2 separate regions of the Homo sapiens genome follow, and region 2 is linked to region 1. Evidence: chromatin loops called from intact Hi-C (ENCODE). Cell type or tissue: HCT116. All regions are shown on one strand. Each heading gives the region's core, and the rest is flanking DNA. Links, peaks and the distances in the headings are about the cores only.

The links. Hi-C counts contacts between places; a loop is a spot of excess contacts. Peaks named below come from ENCODE experiments on the same cell type or tissue, not always from the same donor. Only the 100,000 strongest peaks of a DNase experiment are listed, where the experiment ranks them.
Region 2: it touches region 1 in a loop (6-fold over the local background); 4 of 110 quality-filtered maps call a loop at or near these places.

The regions. Positions count from the first base shown.
Region 1 is chr3:169,666,951-169,672,332 of GRCh38, forward strand. No RefSeq gene overlaps it. Among named protein-coding and RNA genes, the nearest start is that of MECOM, 5.9 kb to the left of the region's middle. RefSeq lists enhancers at 1-199, 2,163-2,664. In HCT116, for the core only: a CTCF peak has its summit at 2,340; a DNase peak (open chromatin) is centred at 2,311; H3K4me3 peaks cover 929 bases; H3K27me3 peaks cover 2,280 bases.
Region 2 is chr3:168,208,656-168,214,037 of GRCh38, forward strand. No RefSeq gene overlaps it. Among named protein-coding and RNA genes, the nearest start is that of GOLIM4, 120 kb to the left of the region's middle. RefSeq lists an enhancer at 5,378-5,382. In HCT116, for the core only: a CTCF peak has its summit at 2,846 (motif pointing right); a DNase peak (open chromatin) is centred at 2,866.

The DNA of each region.
Region 1 (5,382 bases), core at 268-5,267:
AAGTCGATGGGTTTACAGACTGTCTGGGTTTGCTTGTTTTATTGCTGTCACTTTTTGTTTCGTGTTTTTGTTTGTTTAGCAGAAGTGAAGAGATTGAGATAGAAGTTAGAAGGAAAATGGGACATTGATGAGAAAGACACAGACAAGTATATCCCTTCCCCAACTATATTTTTTAAATTAATGTTAGAAATGGCAAATAACCGATTTTCAATACATTACATGCAACAGGAAGTTTTCCTTTCCTCTCATTTTAATTGAACCGGCCCCACGGTATCTTTGGAAGAAAGTTTGAATTCTTTATGGAGGTATTTCGAGGCCTATTGTCTTTGTGCAGTGAACTTTACATCATGCTATTCAATCACAACCTATATTCTCCTGGCTACCAGCAAGATTAATTTAATCATTGTAATGCAATTATTAATACTGTTTACCCAATGCTGGGTTTCAGGTTGGCTGTTAAGAAATTAAACTCTCGCTGGGTGACCAGAGCTAGGCAGGGGTTTCTTCATGTTGAAATGAAACAGTCCTCTTTATTTAGTCTCAGGGCTCCAGCTTTCGGCCACCGGCTCAATTAGCCAAAATGGAAACAATTTTCATTCATTGCAATAACTCACTGTTCTGGAGATCGCTTTCAAAATACACACTTTATTATACGCTGACCTCGGTGGCGTGGAGTGGCAATAAAAGAAAGAGGCAGGGAGATCTATCTAGCCCCCTTGGGCTATAATTATTAGAAATTAATTGGGTTCAGGACCCTGGGTAGCCTAGCTAAATTAATAGCTTGTCTAGTGGTTTAAATCCGAATTTTCAGTCCACAGGAGAGAAAGGGAGAGAGTCACAGACATGAAATGCAGACCCAAGGGACGCCTGAGTTTACTTGCAAGACACTCATCTATTAAATAGTGTCCAGAATACATTTGAGTTGAGGAGGGGGGCTGAAGTAGGAGGGAGCAGGGGCGACAAGAAAGAATGGAGCAAGATGGGGAGGGAGGCTGAGAGTGAGCGAAAAGGTCTCGAGTTGATTTTATTCGATTTTTCTTGTCTGCATTGTTTTCGGGAGGGGTTGCATTTAGGGGTTAAAATAAAAAATAAAGATCCTGTGTACTCGGAGCTGTCGTGCCGGAGTAAAAGTGAAAAGGGAGCCTTAGGCAAAAGGAAATTACTGCGAGCCCGCGTGACCTTTCAGGGAGGTAATCAATCAAGTGATCAACAGGGATATTTATCATCGCTATATAGGACTACTTCGCCCTGCACAGGCGGGGTGGGGGTGGGGCTGGGGGAGCGAGAGGAGGGTGGAGACACGCGCGCACTCACACACACACACTCACAAAAGTTTGAACAAACCTGATAAGCCTCGAGATAGAACACGTAGGCTTTAATGTTAAAGCTACCTGATTTGTCTGACATTGTCAGAGAAATACACACACATACACATATAAGCACACATCCAGGCAGCAGCGGCTGCATGAAGGTGTTAACTTTGAATGATCCGCCACGCTTTGCCCTAAAAGGGAAGCTTGCAGAGAAATGCGCGCTTTGAACGCCGGCGAGGCGACAGCTCAGGGCTAGCTCGGCTTCCACGTCCAGCCAGGGAAAGGGAGCCACGGGCCGCAAAGGGCGCGGGGCGGCTGGGGGCACCCCTCTCCACAGCGTCTCGACGCCGGGGCCTGAGACACGGAACAGCCTCCTCTTCCTGCGAAATCCTCGCGCTGCCGGGGCGGCATGGCACAGCGAGGCGCGCTCGGGACCAGCCGGCTCAGCGAGTACGCGCAGCTGGTGTTCGGCGGCCGGGCGATTTCTGCCCAGTTACCTTCTCTACCTCGTAAAACTTGCCGTTTTGTAAATTGCGTTTTCGGTCCCAGATTTCTTAGCAAATCATTCGGTTTTACAATCCTACTCCCTCCCCCTAGTTCAACATCCTCCCATCCAACTTCTGATGTGTATATAAGGTACGGGGAGCAGGGAGCGGTCAGGGTAGCTGGCTTTTAATAATAATGACGATGATGACATTAAATAGTCGATTTAAAATCTGGGCCCCCGCCCCGCTCGGGAATTATAATCAGCAGTTCTTTGGAGAGAACGTCGGGCTGATTACTAGCCCATGGGGTTGAAGAACCATTTCCCGAAGGGTTTATGAAACGCAGGTTGGAGTGATGCGCGCCGCCTCCCAGGTGGCGAGCCTAGGTTCCTGCAGTGTGGGAATGTGGGGCCGCGCCAGGGCCGTGCCTATTGGCACCAGGTGCTAAGCTCGCGGTCCCCCACCAGCCGCTCTGGCCGCCCTCTCCGGGCTCGGCGCGGCCTCCTCCCGCACAGCCTAGTCTGCGGCGCCCTCGCCTGGTTTCTTTGGCCGCGGCAGCTCTGGTGCTCACGCCGCTTAGGGCTCCAGCTGTGCACAGTAGCCGCCTGGGCGTGGGGGTGGGAAACAGCTGGAGCGCCCCGGGGAGGCGCGGGTTGGGGTGGAAAGGAACCCAGCAAGGAGGATTATGAGGCGAGCAAACTCCTGGAGCTGCTACCGGTTTAGAATCAGGAGGAGCAACTTCACGGGGCACGGAACTTGAGCTCCGGAAAGAAACCAGACTGTTCCTGAGCGATGCCCTGGGAAGTTTGGACCTCTTGGGGTCCCTTCCATTGAAAAAAGAATTACTTGGAAGAGTATTTCTCAAAGTGTAATGTGCATACGAATCGCCTGGGAATCTTGTTAAAATGCAGATTCTGATTCAGTAAGCCTGGGGTGGGGCCCAACATTTCTCAACAGGCTCCTAGGTGATGCAGATGCTCCTCGAAGTGTAGTCGCAGACCAGCAACATCAAGCATCGCCAGGATTTCAATAGAAACTCAAGATCTCAGGCCCCAACCAAACCTACTAAATCAAAATTGACATTTTAACAAGTGATTCACTAGAACGTTGAAGTTGGAGATGCACTGCAATAGAATGTGCCTGGCCAGGTTTTCTTTCTTCTGTCTTAAATCAGGACGCCTCTGTGATTGAACTTCATTTCAAATCCTGCTTTCTGCCGTGGTCACGGGAGAGGATGGAGTCAACGAACCTATCCACGTAAACGCTACATCTCCTCTGGCCCACTGCAGAAACCCTAGACTAACATGCATTGACCACTGAGCTTAGGGGCCAAATGCCACCTGCAAGGCTTCCTTGATTCTTGTCTGATTGACATCTCTTCCAGCCACTTTCCTCAAGCCCCCCTCACCCATTCAGTATTTTGCTGCCAAGTCTATGGCTTTTATTTCTCCCTCCTTACATTACAGTTTTTTGTTTACAGATCTTCCTTCCCCTTTCAGCTGTGGACATCTTGAAAGAGATTATGCCTTATATTCTCCACTTTGTTTTTTCATCTGCAGCATGGAAATAGGCATTTCTTCCCACATAGGATTAATATATAAAAATGCTTTGGAAGCCATGGTTGCCATTGTTAAGAAAAGATGGCAGTATTCAGATTTCAGGGCCATTATACCTTAGATAAATTCTGGGGTCACAAGATTGAGTTGAAACACCTTAAGTATCAAACCACTGGAGGTACAAATCCCAGTCCTCCCTTTTACCAGTTGCATAACTTTAGGCAAATTATTGAACCTCTCTGAGTCCCAGTTACCTCCCCTGTATTATTAGAATAAGTATGTACATCTTGCAGAATACTTGTGATAATTAAAGACAATGTATACAAAGCACCTAGTATGGCGCCTGCTACATAGTAGGAATTTAATAAATGGAGCTATTTAGAGCTCTAAGCTCTAACATTTCATAGTCGGCAAAATAACGAGGGTGTGCGTGTGTGTGTGCATGTCTGTGTGTGAGAGAGACAGAGAGAGAGAGTCAGGGGTCTTGGATACTGCTCTTCCCATTCCCATCTGCAATAAGATAGTTGCCTTTAGTCAGCAGACTGCCCCTCAAGTAGCTGAAGCCTGAGGACTTTGACATACATAGAACTGACTGGTACAATTAGATATTAACATTTCAGTTTAAATGCACATGTGTGTGTGTATGTGTGTGAGAGAGAGAGAGAGAGAGGAGAGAGAGAATGGTTTTAGCTATGGTTTTTGGTTTGTTTTTTGTTGTTGTTGTTGTTGTTGTTTTGTTTTGCTTTGTTTTGAGATGGAGTCTCGCTCTGTCACCCAGGCTGGAGTGCAGTGGCACGATCTCGGCTCACTGAAACCTCTGCCTCCCGGGTTCAAGCAATTCTCCTGCCTGAACCTCCTGAGTAGCTAGAATTACAGGCACACACCATGAGGCCCAGCTAATTATGTATATTTAGTTGAGACATGGTTTCGCCATGTTGGCCAGGCTGGTCTTGAACTCCTGACCTCAGGTGATCCGCCTCCCTCGGCCTCCCAAAGTGCTGGGATTACAGGAATGAGCCACCATGCCCGGCCCCTTAGCTATGTATTTTTAAGGGATTCTTGTGTGCTTGTGCTTTCACAACTCAGTTTCATATAAGTCAACACTACACTCAGTTCATCTCGTACAAGCAGAGTCCTGACCATCTCCCAGTCAGCCTGTGGCAGCAGGACCTGGGCCACATGCTGAGGGCTGGTGAGACTCACTGACAGAGGCATTGCTCCTCCCGTGGCCTTAAGATTGCAAGAATTTCTGCACAATATATACAAAGTCAGTATTTGAAGATGTGTAATGTTTTTATATTACCATATTCTCTCCCTGTGAGATGGAAGCCACAAAGACAATTCAAAGAGAAAGTGGTTTTCAATGGAATAAGCGCTCTTTCTCTCTTCTTTCTTTTAAAATTATTTTTACATGCTTTTAAATTTGTTCAGTGTTTCTTACATTTTCACTTCCATAAATTTGGTTGTTGCCCATACTTTCAATACATGAAACTATTTACTAAGTCTAGATTCCTGCCAGGAAATAAAAGATTTGTAAAATTAACACCTACAGGACTTTTAAATTCTTTACTCAAACAAACAAGTGATTATGGTTGACATGAGAAAATATAGACATAAAGCAACTTAATTTGCTTAATATACTTTTAAACTTACAAGTATAGCAGACTTTCCACATCTTTTTAAAGCACAAACTTTAGGATCCATGCTGAGACAGCTTATAAATGAGACTTCCTTGTAACAAGATCCTCAGTACTCAATAACTTAATTCCCTTGACTTAGGTCCAAGCTAGACCTGGCAACCCTCAAACTCTGCTATGGAGTGAAGTCCTATAGCCATGACAGAGTGTGATACAGGTGTGCCCTGCTTTATGAAAAGCCACATCACAATGTGATTATTCGCTTCATGCTATTTTATTAAATAATGAGTTCCCCTGGGACATTTAAAATATGATTTGACTTACAAAAATCTGATTTATACTCACTTTCCCCAGAAACATACCTACTGAGGTAAAGCTATGTTTTTAAAAA
Region 2 (5,382 bases), core at 58-5,057, 1.5 Mb before region 1:
GCCTGAGCAGCGCCATGCCTAACTACTACATTACATGAGCCTTTAGCTGTTAGGATTATAGAAGGGCATTTACAATATATATTGGATTATAAAGAAGGTTCAGGATGATCTTCTTAAGAAAACTTTTAATTATATATTGAGTTTTAGAAAAAATTAGCTTTTACTATTGTAACAGTTTTTATAATTTCCTGACATTTCATTCTTTCCTTGTTTTCTTCCTATCTCTCTTCCTTCTTATCAGGTATTTATTAATTCAGGCACTGTGTTAGTCCCAGGATATATAATAATGAACCAAAATATAGGTAGTCTCTGTCTTCATAAGAATTACATTCTGGTGGGGGAGATAAATATTCAAATGATTTCTAAGAATAAAATTGCAAGAGTGATTTTTGCCCAAATGAGAGAAATTTGGTATGGGGGGAAATTCAGCCAGACATTGGGTGAAATTCACCCCCGATATTTCACGTAGGTTCTTTTCTATTTTCCCTAAGTGTTGGCCAGTCTGAGAAATAGAGGGACAGAGTACAAAAGAGAGAAATTTTAAAGCTAGGTGTCCAGGCGAGACATCACATGTCAGCAGGTTCTGTGATGCCCCCCAAGCCGCAAAACTGGCAAGTTTTTATTAGTGATTTTCAAAAGGGGAGGGAGTGTACGAATAGGGTGTGGGTCACAGAGATCACATGCTTCGCAAGGTAATAAGATATCACAAGGTAAATGGAGGCAGGGCGAGATCACAGGACTACAGGACCGGGGTGAAATTAAAATTGCTAAAGAAGTTTCGGGCAGGCATTGTCATTGATAACATCTTATCAGGACAGGGTTTGAGAGCAGACAACTGGTCTGACCAAAATGTATTAGGTGGTAATTTCCTCGTCCTAATAAGCCTGGGAGCGCAACAGGAGACTGGGGCTTATTTCATCCCTATAGCTAGCTGCGACCGTAAAAGACAGCCACCCCCAAAGTGGCCATTTTAGAGGCCTACCCTCAGGGATGCATTCTCTTTCTCAGGGATATTCCTTGCTGAGAAAAAGAATTCAGCAATATTTCTCCCATTTGCTTTTGAAAGAAGAGAAATATGGCCCTGTTCCACCTGGCTCACAGGGGGTCAGAGTTTAAGGTTATCTCTCTTGTTCCCTGAACATTGCTGTTATCCTGTTCTTTTTTCAAGGTGCCCAGATTTCATATTGTTCAAACACACATGCTTTACAAACAATTTGTGCAGTTAACGCAATCAACACAGGGTCCTCAGGTGACATACATCCTCCTCAGCTTACGAAGATGATGGCATTAAGAGATTAAAGTAAAAACAGTCATAGGAAATCACAAGGGTATTGATTGGGAAAGTGATAAGTATCCATGAAATCTTCACAATTTATGTTCAGAGATTGCAGTAAAGACAGGCATAAGAAATTATAAAAGTATTAATTTGGGGAACTAATAAATGTCCACGAAATCTTCACAATTTGTGTTCTTCTGCCATGGCTTCAGCTGGTCCCTCCGTTCAGGGTCCCTGACTTCCCGCAACAATTTGGAGCTATTAAAATTTAAGATTGGGGCTTTTACTTAAAAAGGCAAGGGAGAATCATGGATCTAGAGCTGAGTTCTGAAAGATGAATAGGAGTTAACTAGATGCAGTGGGAAGAGAGGAAGGCCTAGGCTGCAGAAGTAGCATATGCAAAGATCCTGCAGTAGGAAGAAAGGGCTGTGAAGAAAGCCACAGTGATTAGAGCTGAGTGCACAGGGGCAAGGCAGAGTACAGACTAGAAAAATAGAGGCCTGATCATGTGGAGACTTGCAGTACATGTTAGAATTTGGCATTTATCCTAAGGGAGGGGGGTTGTGACAGAAACATTTTAAGTAAGAGTGGCACCATAATCAGATTGCATTTTGAAACTACAGCCCTGACCATGCTATGGAGAGCAGGTTAGAAGTAGGAGAAGTGGAAGGTGGTGGAGAAATCAGGAAGTTGTCAACCAGGTGAAAGAGTTGTTGCTTAAACCAGGTGGTGTCAGTGATGGGAGATGGGCAGATTCAAAACTTATTTAAGGGGAGAAATCAACAAGACTTTGGGATTGGCTAGATATGGGACATGAGAAATGGCAATGCCATGAAGAGACTGTATTTTTCTGGCTTGGAAACTGGATAGTTTGCCATCTTTGAAAAAGGAAGACTAGGAACAGTTTGTTTATTTGTTTAATTGTTTATTTGTTTTAGGGTTTGATTGATGACGGGAAAGCACATGAATTTTGAGTTGAGGTACTTTTGAATCCCCAGAGATTTTTGGCAATGGAATTTTAGCTTTGACCCTTCAACTCAGTTCCTGCCAATACTCTACCCCAATTTTTCAATTTCTGCCTCAATTATTTTCCACTGGGAAAACTGAGTCTTCACGGACTCTGACCAATTGCTGCTGTCCAGAGTCATTTGCTGGAAATGACCTTTGGCCCCTAAGATTTGACCTTTCCCACCTTTCCACGGATCCCAGAAGGAGTCCAGCTGCCCAGATAGACTTCAGGTGGCTCAGATGCTTTAGGCTTGTGACCTTGACTCAGACAACAATGTGTGGCCCTCCTGATACATGAGGCCCATACTGCTGCTCTGTCCTTGTTTGAGCTCTTGCTAGTTTGGCTTCAACACCACTTGCTCCCATTCCCTCGTCCCTCCACCTTGACTTCTGCCTCTCCTCCATCTCGTAACCACTAATTCCCAGCATATCTTGTGACTGGCTTCACATTATTTGTGACACGTGAAGATTAATAATTTCTTCATTCTTCTGGCTTTTTCTTTTGTCCTTCCTCAGAAGCATTTTATTAGATGCTTAAGTGAAGCTGCAAACCTGCAATTTATACACCAGATGGCACCAAAACATTATATTTTAAATATTAGTTCGAATTTTGAGGGGGAGAAATCCAAACCTTCCACTATTCTGAGACTAGCACAGCCTCCGGTGCAAGTTCAACAAATGAAAATTCATACACCAACTTCCCAGAATCTGTGGTGGTGTTGCTTTTTATTGGCAGAGAGAGAGAGGGAAGGAGAGAGAGAGAGAGAGAGAGAGAGAGAGAGAGAGAGAGAGAGAAACCTTTCCTGGGAAAAGGTCTTTATTTTTTCCTCTTTAGAATCGTGCTAAAGAGCTAAATGAGGGACACGAATATTCCCAGGGACTCAGTCATTTTCACTCAGTCATGTTTGCTTCACTGTTCTTTTCTCAGTGTTAAGGTTCTGTTACTGAACTTCATTTTGGCAAGAATAACAATACCATTGCTGTCTTTTATCAAAATGATAATTAATATAAGTAAAAATGAATCTATGAATTCAGTATCCTAGCTAAACAGAGAAGTAAAATTAACCATTCTTTCCCAATTTTAAAATGTAATTGTATTTTTCTTCCATTTTAAAATCTAATTATTATTGATATAGCAAAAATAACATAGATGAACATTTAAGTTATTAAAACAAATGTATCTTCTTTGTATTATGTTTTAAGTGTAGAATAGACAGTTTTTGTTCAATCAACATAATTAATAGCTGATGGTCCTGATGATACAGTTTAAGAATCTTTGAGGGTTTTTAAAATTTTAGCAAAATTGTAATGGCTTAAAAAATACCACCCACCTTATAAATTAACACTCTTTACTGGATGATTATGTATCCATTTGGCAAAATGTAATCAAAATGTTATGTGAGGTAAATTCTATAAGGAGTTGTTCTTTCAATTTGGAGATCTGATTAATGACTTATCGAGGGTAACAGAATGTGGATAAAGGGACAGTAGATATTAACTATTATTATTATTTTCTTTGGAGGGAGAAAAAACAATTTCTGAATAAATGTGCAGCATCAAGTGAATTTTTAAAATGAAGCCATGTTAAAAATAGTTTGATGCTATTGCTTTTATGTATACAGTTTTATATTTTGTATGCATATGTATTTGTAGTCTTTTGCCAGCAATTGTAACATACACATACATATACATACAATACAGAAATATTCCTTATTTTGTAAAGATGTGTGTGCATGGGGGGAGGGTTAGTGCTGTGTTTTTCCATTGCATGGAATAGAATGTGTCTTGCTGTAGGACTTGGATAAACGTCTGGCTGCTTCTCTTCGCCTGGGGAGTCACATGAATGTCCACAGTTGCCAAAGTGCTTTGGGATCACTTAGGCTAAAAGATGCTATTTATTGTGAAGCTATCTCATTTCATTCCCAAGGGAATTTCATCATCTTGTATTTGTGAAAACTGTCAGTGTGTCTTTCTCAAAATGTAATTATCTGAAAGAAACAAACCAACACAGAGTGGACCTCTTGTCTTCAAAGTCATTTTATTAAGAGTAAATTAGACTGGAAAAATGATTGCCTAAAATGCATTTTCAATAGATTGCTGTCTAAAATGCATTTTCAATAGATTGCTGTCAGGCTTGCTACCTGTCAAACAGAGAGGCCTGAAGTTTCATAGTGACATATGGATTAGCCCAGTCTTCCCTACAGGGTGAAAACAAAAGACAATTGGTGATGCATGGGGCAAACTCATCTTAAAACAGAGATATCAACAAAGGAATATGACAGCATGAAAAGACAGAGTGCAGTCTGCTGTCCACATTCGCAAAGAGATTCTGTCTGAATCCATAACTTCAATACACTAAGAGACAGAAAAAGAGAAAATACACATTAAGTATAATTGTTTATCGGGTACTTCATTTTAACAAATGCTGAATTTCATTCTCTAAATGGAAAACAAGTGGGAACAATGGATAGAATGAATGACATTATAAAAAGTTATTACAAAGAGCCATATGAAATTAGAGTTATTTGATTTAAAAAAAATCATTCCTCATAGAGACTTGAATGTTCAAATTTCTCATCCACCAATCAATTTGAAAAGAAAGGCTTAAACTCACAAAAGAATCTCAAGAGCAAAACCTTTTCCAGGTTAGAGCTTAACTAAACTGGTGAGGTCATTTAGTTCAGAGTTGGCTTGGGGAAAAAGTACATATCAAAGTTGAAGAAAATCCTACAGATCTGCTTAGGTCTGGGAAAATACAGTATGGATTTTTTTTTTTTAACATCCCATGTGAACAATTACATAGAACACTTGTCCGACCAGCAACTTTCAATTAAATAGAAATGAAAGTTACTCTAATAGCCATTTTAATCCATATATCCTAAGGGACTCAACAAACAAGTGTAATAACACAATGCAAAATTTAGTAAAGGAAAATGGTGCATTGAATTACAGAAACTGCTGGCTTTCTAAGCTTGGGATTAGATGCTATAAAACCAAAGTAAGGTTGTTTTGTAGTTACACAGTACTCACTGGAGAACCATGCAGAGCTCAGTAGTAAAAATTCAGCAAAGGGCACCTTTGGCTTATTATATATCCTG